Linked DNA regions of Homo sapiens: region 1 is linked to region 2. A link is a loop called in an ENCODE intact Hi-C map of the cell type or tissue named here. Cell type or tissue: sigmoid colon. All regions are shown on one strand. Links, peaks and the distances in the headings refer to the core of each region. The heading gives the core; the rest is flanking DNA.

Region 1 (5,367 bases), core at 225-5,224, 1.6 Mb before region 2:
AGTGGCAGAGTGACTTGATTGACACCTCAACAGGGTCATTCTGTCTTCTGTGCTGAGAACTGTCAGAGAGGGTACAACAGTGGACAGTGACTGCAGGGATACCAGCGAAGAAGTTGCTGCCATAATGCAGGTAAGAGAATGGAAGCTTGGACTATGGTTTTAGCTGAGCAAATGATCAGAAACAGAGTCTGGATTCTACAATGATTTGCTGATGGATCTGATGTGTGAAAGAGGGTCAAAATGTCTCAGTTTTAGGCTTGAGCAACGAACTGGAAGGCAGGAGCTGCCTGTAACGAGAGACAGGAGAGAAAGAGAGAGAGAGAGAGAGGACTTTGGAAGAGCAGGCTCATGATCAGGCCTGAGCTCAGTGTCTGAATTCAGGTAAGCTATCTTGAAAGGGGAAATATCAAAAGCTAGAGATCAGAGTAAGGCTGAGACTCAGAGTCAAGTGGGGAAGACTAAGTTGCAGTATGTACTGGCAGTGAAGATAAGTATTTATTCATTCATTGAACATACCTTGAAATCAACCACTTTTAATGTGCCAGGGACACAAAGATAGAAAAGACATTTGCCCTGTCTGGAAGGTACTAATAATCCAATAAGGAAAACAGAAATATAAATAAATTATTCTAGTACACTAACCATCATAGTAGAGGTATTCAACATTTGTTGAGTCTCTGCTATATGCCAAGCAGTGTAATGAGGAAGCAGAGGGTATGCACAAAGTTCTACAAGAGCACAAAATAAGTTCTGGCAAAGGTTTGTAAAGACATTCACAAGGGTTTTCACCACAGTATGACTTCAGGGAGTTGGCAGTAACCTAGATGCCCGATCAGTAGGGATATGTATGAATAAAATTTCTGGCATACTCGGTAGCAAACTAGGTGTACACACAGCAATGTGGGTATAGCTCAAAAACAGACTGTTGAGTAAAACAGTGGGAAATAGAGATTTACAGTCCAATACCATCTCTGTAAATGCAAGAGGCATAAACAAAACATTATCTGTGTTAAATTATCAAGGATCTCTATCGAACATATTGCAGCTTGTGTCTAGAAGAATGAGAGTGGGGATCGAGAAAGATGAGGAAAAAATAATATAAACACTATAAAATAATGTAAACAAGGACCCTGTAGGGACTGATATGACAATGTGCTGAAAATTGAGGAGCAAAGTTAACTCTCTGTACCTGAGATAAAATAACTAGCTAATAGGAATCCAGCTGAAAACCTTAAGGTGCAGGGCCTCTATGGGGCCCAGGAAGGATGTGTAGAGACATGAACGGATGAAAGTGCATCACAGGTTCAGGGAACAACACAGGTTGAGTGTGGCTTGTAGTAAAAATGGTTGTGAAGAGTTGACATATTTTTAAGCCCTGGGTAAATTGAACAACAGCTTACACTTGGAGGGGTATAATCATTCTAATCAATGTGTCCCCTTTTACTATAATACATTGGAGTTGCAGCTAATGCTCTGCTCCCATTCAGCCTATGATGAGATTCTCTTTCAGCCCTATTGGGTTCTTGGCCTCATGTGACTACTCCAAAGACCCTAGTCCAAAAGGTCTTTCCTGTTTGCTATGGCCTTGAGGAATGTGGCCCTAGATCCACCGCTTTAAAGCTGGAGTTCCACCAGCAGCAACATCCTCTCATTCTGGGGCACCTGCCTGGGGCAGGTCATCCTGCCTCTGCCAACTCAGTGCTATTAGTTAACTCTCACCTGCCATATTCCAGCTGGAATCATCTCCCCTTCTCCACCCCAGACTAGGTCATGTTCCGCCATCATGGAAGCGCCTATTCTTCATACCCCTTATCACAGCTGCAACTACTCATTTACTTGTCTGACAATTTGATTTATGTCCACCTACTTTGCTAGGTACTAAGTTCAATGCTGGCAGTCGTTTCTTCTTTTTTTTTCTTTTCTGTTTTGCTCACCGATTTCTCGTTAGCACTTAGCACAGTGTCTGGCACACGATAGATGCTCCGTCAACTTCTCAGTTGGATACCAGCATCCCGAAGGGAACATGGATTAAGGCAGCTATAAGCACGGTGTAAAAACAGGAATAAGAAAAAGTTGAGGTTTGTTTCACAGTGGAATGTAAAGGGTTGCAAGGAGGTGCATCGGCCCCTGTGGACAGGACGCATGACTGCTACACACGTGTTCACCCCACCCTCTGGCACAGGGTGCACATACAGTAGGGGCAGAAATGAACCTCAAGTGCTTAACACAATTTTTAAAAAATATATAGTCAAGTGAAAGTATGAAAATGAGTTGAGGAAAGGCGAGTACGTGGGTCAAAGCTGGGTCTGAGGAAAGGCTCACATTTTGAGATCCCGACTCAATCCATGTCCCTTAAAGGGCACAGGGTGTCTCCACAGGGCCGCCCAAAATCTGGTGAGAGAGGGCGTAGACGCCTCACCTTCTGCCTCTACGGGTCACAAAAGCCTGGGTCACCCTGGTTGCCACTGTTCCTAGTTCAAAGTCTTCTTCTGTCTAATCCTTCACCCCTATTCTCGCCTTCCACTCCACCTCCCGCTCAGTCAGACTGCGCTACTTTGAACCGGACCAAACCAAACCAAACCAAACCAAACCAAACCAGACCAGACACCCCCTCCCGCGGAATCCCAGAGAGGCCGAACTGGGATAACCGGATGCATTTGATTTCCCACGCCACTGAGTGCACCTCTGCAGAAATGGGCGTTCTGGCCCTCGCGAGGCAGTGCGACCTGTCACCGCCCTTCAGCCTTCCCGCCCTCCACCAAGCCCGCGCACGCCCGGCCCGCGCGTCTGTCTTTCGACCCGGCACCCCGGCCGGTTCCCAGCAGCGCGCATGCGCGCGCTCCCAGGCCACTTGAAGAGAGAGGGCGGGGCCGAGGGGCTGAGCCCGCGGGGGGAGGGAACAGCGTTGATCACGTGACGTGGTTTCAGTGTTTACACCCGCAGCGGGCCGGGGGTTCGGCCTCAGTCAGGCGCTCAGCTCCGTTTCGGTTTCACTTCCGGTGGAGGGCCGCCTCTGAGCGGGCGGCGGGCCGACGGCGAGCGCGGGCGGCGGCGGTGACGGAGGCGCCGCTGCCAGGGGGCGTGCGGCAGCGCGGCGGCGGCGGCGGCGGCGGCGGCGGCGGAGGCGGCGGCGGCGGCGGCGGCGGCGGCGGCTGGGCCTCGAGCGCCCGCAGCCCACCTCTCGGGGGCGGGCTCCCGGCGCTAGCAGGGCTGAAGAGAAGATGGAGGAGCTGGTGGTGGAAGTGCGGGGCTCCAATGGCGCTTTCTACAAGGTACTTGGCTCTAGGGCAGGCCCCATCTTCGCCCTTCCTTCCCTCCCTTTTCTTCTTGGTGTCGGCGGGAGGCAGGCCCGGGGCCCTCTTCCCGAGCACCGCGCCTGGGTGCCAGGGCACGCTCGGCGGGATGTTGTTGGGAGGGAAGGACTGGACTTGGGGCCTGTTGGAAGCCCCTCTCCGACTCCGAGAGGCCCTAGCGCCTATCGAAATGAGAGACCAGCGAGGAGAGGGTTCTCTTTCGGCGCCGAGCCCCGCCGGGGTGAGCTGGGGATGGGCGAGGGCCGGCGGCAGGTACTAGAGCCGGGCGGGAAGGGCCGAAATCGGCGCTAAGTGACGGCGATGGCTTATTCCCCCTTTCCTAAACATCATCTCCCAGCGGGATCCGGGCCTGTCGTGTGGGTAGTTGTGGAGGAGCGGGGGGCGCTTCAGCCGGGCCGCCTCCTGCAGCGCCAAGAGGGCTTCAGGTCTCCTTTGGCTTCTCTTTTCCGGTCTAGCATTGGGACTTCGGAGAGCTCCACTGTTCTGGGCGAGGGCTGTGAAGAAAGAGTAGTAAGAAGCGGTAGTCGGCACCAAATCACAATGGCAACTGATTTTTAGTGGCTTCTCTTTGTGGATTTCGGAGGAGATTTTAGATCCAAAAGTTTCAGGAAGACCCTAACATGGCCCAGCAGTGCATTGAAGAAGTTGATCATCGTGAATATTCGCGTCCCCCTTTTTGTTAAACGGGGTAAATTCAGGAATGCACATGCTTCAGCGTCTAAAACCATTAGCAGCGCTGCTACTTAAAAATTGTGTGTGTGTGTTTAAGTTTCCAAAGACCTAAATATATGCCATGAAACTTCAGGTAATTAACTGAGAGTATATTATTACTAGGGCATTTTTTTTTTAACTGAGCGAAAATATTTTTGTGCCCCTAAGAACTTGACCACATTTCCTTTGAATTTGTGGTGTTGCAGTGGACTGAATTGTTGAGGCTTTATATAGGCATTCATGGGTTTACTGTGCTTTTTAAAGTTACACCATTGCAGATCAACTAACACCTTTCAGTTTTAAAAGGAAGATTTACAAATTTGATGTAGCAGTAGTGCGTTTGTTGGTATGTAGGTGCTGTATAAATTCATCTATAAATTCTCATTTCCTTTTGAATGTCTATAACCTCTTTCAATAATATCCCACCTTACTACAGTATTTTGGCAATAGAAGGTGCGTGTGGAAGGAAGGCTGGAAAATAGCTATTAGCAGTGTCCAACACAATTCTTAAATGTATTGTAGAATGGCTTGAATGTTTCAGACAGGACACGTTTGGCTATAGGAAAATAAACAATTGACTTTATTCTGTGTTTACCAATTTTATGAAGACATTTGGAGATCAGTATATTTCATAAATGAGTAAAGTATGTAAACTGTTCCATACTTTGAGCACAAAGATAAAGCCTTTTGCTGTAAAAGGAGGCAAAAGGTAACCCCGCGTTTATGTTCTTAACAGTCTCATGAATATGAAATTGTTTCAGTTGACTCTGCAGTCAAAATTTTAATTTCATTGATTTTATTGATCCATAATTTCTTCTGGTGAGTTTGCGTAGAATCGTTCACGGTCCTAGATTAGTGGTTTTGGTCACTAGATTTCTGGCACTAATAACTATAATACATATACATATATATGTGTGAGTAACGGCTAATGGTTAGGCAAGATTTTGATTGACCTGTGATATAAACTTAGATTGGATGCCACTAAAGTTTGCTTATCACAGAGGGCAAGTAGCACATTATGGCCTTGAAGTACTTATTGTTCTCTTCCAGCAACTTATGATTTGCTCCAGTGATTTTGCTTGCACACTGACTGGAATATAAGAAATGCCTTCTATTTTTGCTATTAATTCCCTCCTTTTTTGTTTTGTTTTGTAACGAAGTTGTTTAACTTGAAGGTGAATGAAGAATAGGTTGGTTGCCCCTTAGTTCCCTGAGGAGAAATGTTAATACTTGAACAAGTGTGTGTCAGACAAATTGCTGTTATGTTTATTTAATTAAGTTTGATTTCTAAGAAAATCTCAAATGGTCTGCACTGATGGAAGAACAGTTTCTGTAACAAAAA
Region 2 (5,367 bases), core at 269-5,268:
CTTCAAACAAGAGGCCACGGGAGGAGCAACGGCCACCCACCATCCCGGGGATCCTCATTCATGATTTGAAACCACTCTAAGCAGGTTCTGGGGTGTTCGGCAGAAGCTGGCAACCATTCTTGTGGGGAAGGAACCCAGGAGGGGATGCTAGCATGCATAGGAATTGGAACTGGTGATCTGAAGGTCCCCTGCAGCCCTACGGCCTACATCCCATAAAGAGGGACCCTCTCCTCCTCACCTCATCTCCAGCATTCCTGCTTCCTCGAGCTTCTCCAGGGAGAAGTAGGCGCATCTCACTAGAAAAAACAAGAAAGCAGCCCTTTGCTCATTCAACACTTACTAAGCAGATACTGTGCCCTGGGCACCCAGTTTCAGAAATGAGTAAAACACCGGCCTTGCCTTCAAGGAACTCAAGAGACCCTGCGGCAGCCACAAGTCTTACAGAGCAATTACCACCCTGGGTTGCAAGAGCCTAACGTGGGGTGGGGACGGGGGAGGTACAAAATGCTATCAGAGCTGGAGACGAAAGTCTCTAATACTCGGAGTGGGGCTGTGAAGGTGACTTTAAAGTTGTGCCTTGAAGGAGGCCAGGAGCGCACCAGGACAAGGCCATGGGAACCGCCGGTGCAAAGCAGGGAGACCTGGAACAGCAGGCTGGTGGGGACCAGTGACTGAACAGCACAGCGTGAACCCAAAGAGTGTTTGGCTTAAGGGTGGGGAGAGCTGAGCCGACTCCCTGAACTGCTAGGACTTAAACCTGAGAAGGCCCAGCAGCGTTTTCACTAGAGGATTGCTGGGGACAGATTTGTGACTTAGAAACTGAGCCGATGGAATGTGGACGACAGACCTGAGGGAAGAAAGACAGAGGACTCCAGGTTGCTCAGGAGGCTCATGGAACAGTGCAGGCTCCAGACCACGAGGCCTGAATTCTGGAAGTAGCAGCGGGGATGCAGGACGAGGAGCCGTTTTGTCTCATCAGGCACTCCAGAGGCAGGGACCCAGAACTTGGTTATGAAGTCAATGCGGGAGACTAGATAAGGGGAGGGACAGAGGAGTAAAGCATGGCAGCACTACAGAACCTGAGCCCGTGACTGAGAGAAGAGAGTTTGAAAAGCAAGTTTGCCAGGGAAGTTGGGCTGTGTGCTGGGCGACTTAGGTCGGAGGAGGCAAGACATTAAGAGTGGGGATGTTTCTCATCACCTGCAAAAGAGACGTTAAAGAGACGGTTCCTCCGGACCCCACTGGCAGGCACTGACAGAGCGGCTAGGACACAGGAGAGCAGGCCTGGGGGGCTCAGCCCTGCAAGACTCAGCCTAGAGCTGCATAGACCCCAGTCAAGTGTTCCCGCCCTTCTTGCTGCTTCCGTGCCCTATGGGGGTAGACACTGGAGGTGCAGTTAGGTCGCTGCGGGCAAGTTTTGACTCTTGCCTAAGGGTGCATCACAGAAGGGCCTCAGCTCCCTCCCCCAGCTCCACCCACAGCTCCACCCCCAGTTCGGCTCTGCTTCATTTCACCAGCATCTCCACCCCCAGCTCCTCCTCCGGCAGCTCCGCCCCAGCTGTTCCGCCCCCAGCTCTTCCTCCTCCCAGCACTTAACCAGTTCCACCCACAGCTCTTTCCCACAACTACGCCCTCCTCTTGCAGGCGGCTCCTCCAGAAGCTCTAACCCAGTTCCTGCTGCAGCCCCACCCTGCTCACCCTGCATCTCCAGTCCCAGCTCCGCCTCCTCTAGCCCCGTCCCGCTTCTCCTACCCCTCTGCCCACCCCAGCACCTTTCAGCTCTTTCCTCCAGCTCTGCACTAGCTCCTCCCCCACCATTCTCACCCGCCAGCCTTACTCCAGCTTGGCTCCCCCTTCTCCAGCAATTTCCCGCAGCCCCGCCCCATCTGCTCCCACACCTCTTTGCCACAGCCCCGCCCTGCTCCTCCTCCAGGAACGCCCGGCTTTCCCTCAGCTCCACGCTGCAGCTGAGCTGTGCACCAGGCCCTCCCACAGAGCTTTCTCGTGATTCCACCCTACACCTCCCCAAGCCCCCGCTCCCCTAAGCTGGTTCTCAGGAGTCCGAGGGGTCCTCCCGCAGCTGCTCCTCGCTCAGTTCTCCCATTGCCCCGCCCTGCTCTTCGCGGGGCTGCTTCCAAAGCCCCGACCTCAGCCAGCAGTTTCTCTCAGCCCCGCCCCTCCCTGCCCCGCCCCTCCCCTCCCTGCCCCGCCCCGCTTCTCCCGCGGCTGCTCCCAAAGCCCCGCCCTCGGCCCCCTCCCCAGCAGTTTCTCTCAGCCCCGCCCCACCCCGAGCCCCGCCCGCAGCCCCGACCTGCTTCTCCTGTGGCTGCCTCCAAAGCCCCGCCCCCAAACCTTCCCCAGCATTCTCAGCCCCCCCAGAGCCCCGCCTCTCCCAGCCCCGCCCTACTTCTCACGCAGCTGCTTTAAAAACCCCGCCCCCAGCCCCTCCCAGTGATTTCTTTCTCCCCCTCCCTCCTTCTCTCAGCGGACACCTGCCTCCCCCTGCTGATTCTCAAGAGTCCGCGAGCTCTTCCTGCAGCTTCTCCTCGCTCAGCTCTCCCACGGCCCTGCCCACAATGGTTTCTCTCAGCCCCGCCCGGCCCTGCCCCACACCCCGCCTCTTATCTCAGCCCCGCCCTCAACCCAGCCCCCAATTGTTTCTGTCAGTCCCGCTCGGCCCCTCCCCCAGCTCCGCCCTCCTCCTCTCAGCCCCGCCTCCACCCCCTCCCCAGCGGTTTCTCCCAGCTCCTCCCTGCTGGTATAGCAGCTCTGGGCCCAAAACTCCTGCCTGGTGTCCTCGTCCCACCCTTCCACTTACTCTTCCTCCCTCCCGTTCCTTTTCCTCCTTCCGGTTCTTCGTCGAGGCTGCCGGTCTCGAGGTCCCCTGGCCTTGGCCTGGTTGGCTGGCGCGCATCAGGGCCAGGTAAAGAGAATAGCGTCTCCTAGCAGCCAGGGCGTGCGTACGTGCGTGATGTCGTCAGTGCGTGTCTTCGAGAATGCGAGATTCATAATGTTTGCTGTCTATATGCATGGCTGAGTACGTGCCTCCCGCGTACGTGCGTGGTGTGCATACATGCGTGATTGCGCGCCCACGTACGTTCTTCGTGAAAGGGATGACGGGAGCTGTATGAAAGCGGAAGAGTTATAGACCGCTAACACCTGTCACTGGCCACTGGTTTCCCGGAGTTAGCGGCAACGACCTTGCAGCCTGGACACTAGCCAGGCGCTCCCTCTTCTCACAGCGGCCCACGTCTCCTTGCTTGGGAGCCCATCGTCCTGGCTCCGGTGGCCTCGCTGGGTCTCGGGGAAGCAGAGGACTGTTCATTCCTGTGGCGAAAAGCCGGAGTCGGCCCTAGACACCCACGACTCGCAGGGTCCATGGTTCCGGAGGCCGTGAGACCTGCCGGGGCTGACAGGTGCCAGGGCCCATGCTGCGGGAGCCTGTGTGCTCAGCCTTCTTGCGGACGGTACCTGAGGGCTGGGGTTTCCCTGGATGTGGGGCTGGGAACTCGTGCGGGGCGCGACCGAGGCGCCTTTTCCTGTCCCCTGCTGTCGGCAGGGTCTCGGCTCCGCTCCTTCTAAGCGCGTGTACCCGCGACGTGCGTCTGCGAGTAGAAAGCCCGTGTACTGCTCCACACACAGCGGCCCCACCTCAGTCCGGTCTTCCCTGCCTCCCGTTGGCCCTTCTGCTGTGAGCTCGCCTGGACCTGAGGCCGGGCGGTGCACAGCTCTGTGGCCTGTGGCGCCGTGCTCAGCGTGACCTACCCAGAATTAAGCTGAGGACAATGGGATTTAGAGTCCCAAACACTCGCCCCGTGACAATGGGAGGGGAAGTGTCATTTTTCTCCCTTCGAATGGAGCATGCTTGGCTGCAAGAATGCTGCTCAACATGGTGAAATGATTTTCTGCCCTGCGGGCTGGTGCACCCTGTGGTCCTTGACCCAGACAGGTGCGGAGGGTCCCACTGCTGTGATTAGCAGAACCAAACTGTGATGTGCACATGTGTGTTACTGATAAGACCAGGCCTCCCAGCTCTTCTTGGTTTCCAATGCCTGCTAAGTACATGACCTTCTTAGGGCCATTAACCAGCTTTGCTGTCTTGCACTTAATGACCTTTCCTCTTTATCTTCCTTGTTGTGCAGGTAAAGAAGCTAAGTGGAAGAGTGTTTCCTCCTCTGGCCGTAAAGCAGGTACTCTCTGCAGCACCAGGTAGGAGGGGACTCAACCCCCTTCTTGCCTTTTCAGTTACATCAGTTCCTACTAGGGATTCCACATACACACAGTTGGCGTCTGTTGTGATTTTGTGGTGATGACGAGAAAAGGGTTGGCTAAGAAACTGGGCGGCAGAAAAGAGGCAAACATTCACTGTAGCCATTTATCCCGATGGAAGTGGCCAGGCCCTGTGGGGGACATTCAGCCTCCATCAGAAGTAATCCAGAACCAAGGAACCTGGTTATCTTTGGTCACTCATCAGAAGAATAATCATGCTCAGGGGCCACAAGTGTGTGAGGAAATGGCACCATGGATGGGTTGGTGGAGGGTACACGGGTGAGTCTTTGTGGAAAGTCATTTGCTGGCAGATATCAGCATCTTAGATGGGCGTGCCAGGCGGCCGAGGCATTTCCTTCAGCATGTCTTCACACAGCGAGTGTTAGAGGTAATGTCATTTCTAGTGGCAAAAGTGGGAAGCAACTTGTAACTCTCCATCAGTGGAGGAATGGTCAGGCAAATTATGAGACGACCAACAATGGGATATCACCCAGGCAGTGAAAAACAAGGTAGATGAAGATTGTCAGGTGGAAAGAATGGGCTTGATGTGCTGTCAAATGGCAAACTCGTGCCCTAGCCTGTGCAGATGTGTTGGGAACAGCAGTTTGCCAAGATGGCTGAAACAAAGGACCATAAAAGGGCTGGCTTAAAGAACAGACAATCATTGTCTCGCAGTTCTGGAGGATGGAAGTCTGAAATCAAAGTGGTGGCCAGGTTCGTTTGTTCTGTGGGCTGTGAAAGACAATCTGGTCTGTCCCTTTCTCTTAGCTGCAGGCGGCTGGCCGGCAATCTTTGGCACTCATTAGCTTGTAGAAGCATCTCCCTTATCTCTGCGTTTATCTTCTCATGGTGTTCTCCCTGTGTGCGTGACTGTCTCTCAAATCCCCCTTTTCATAAGGACGCCAGCCACATTGGATGCGGGTCCGCCCTGATGGCTTCAGTCTCACTTGATTGCCTCTGTAATGACTCTGTTTTTATATATAAGGCCACATTTTGAGGTGCTGGGGTTTAGGACTTCAACATACGCATTTTAAGAGGACACAATGCAACCCATCACAACTGACAAAGGCTCTGAGGTAGAAACAAGCTTGGCATGTT

What was found. Hi-C counts contacts between places; a loop is a spot of excess contacts. Peaks named below come from ENCODE experiments on the same cell type or tissue, not always from the same donor. Only the 100,000 strongest peaks of a DNase experiment are listed, where the experiment ranks them.
Region 1: it touches region 2 in a loop (12-fold over the local background); 4 of 110 quality-filtered maps call a loop at or near these places.

Annotation. Positions count from the first base shown.
Region 1 is chrX:147,908,959-147,914,325 of GRCh38, forward strand. It overlaps FMR1 (fragile X messenger ribonucleoprotein 1), which reads left to right and starts at 2,961. Exons shown (of 17, transcript NM_002024.6): 1 at 2,961-3,272. The coding sequence starts at 3,222. It overlaps FMR1-AS1 (FMR1 antisense RNA 1), which reads right to left and starts at 2,859. Exons shown (of 2, transcript NR_024503.3): 1 at 2,684-2,859; 2 at 473-2,037. RefSeq lists enhancers at 2,492-2,701, 3,282-3,381 and a silencer at 2,782-3,121. In sigmoid colon, for the core only: no CTCF peak of the experiment used is centred there; DNase peaks (open chromatin) are centred at 2,893 and 3,353; H3K4me3 peaks cover 2,525 bases; H3K27ac peaks cover 1,361 bases.
Region 2 is chrX:149,537,877-149,543,243 of GRCh38, forward strand. EOLA1 (endothelium and lymphocyte associated ASCH domain 1) reads left to right here and starts at 3,136. Exons shown (of 5, transcript NM_001171907.3): 1 at 3,136-3,467; 2 at 4,143-4,209. EOLA1-DT (EOLA1 divergent transcript) reads right to left here and starts at 1,876. Exons shown (of 10, transcript NR_027455.5): 1 at 1,825-1,876; 2 at 848-1,030; 3 at 239-296. RefSeq lists silencers at 1,287-1,366, 2,117-2,426, 2,437-2,506, 2,539-2,729 and an enhancer at 3,477-3,686. In sigmoid colon, for the core only: no CTCF peak of the experiment used is centred there; DNase peaks (open chromatin) are centred at 1,545, 1,825, 2,345, 2,685 and 2 weaker places; H3K4me3 peaks cover 3,027 bases; H3K27ac peaks cover 2,682 bases.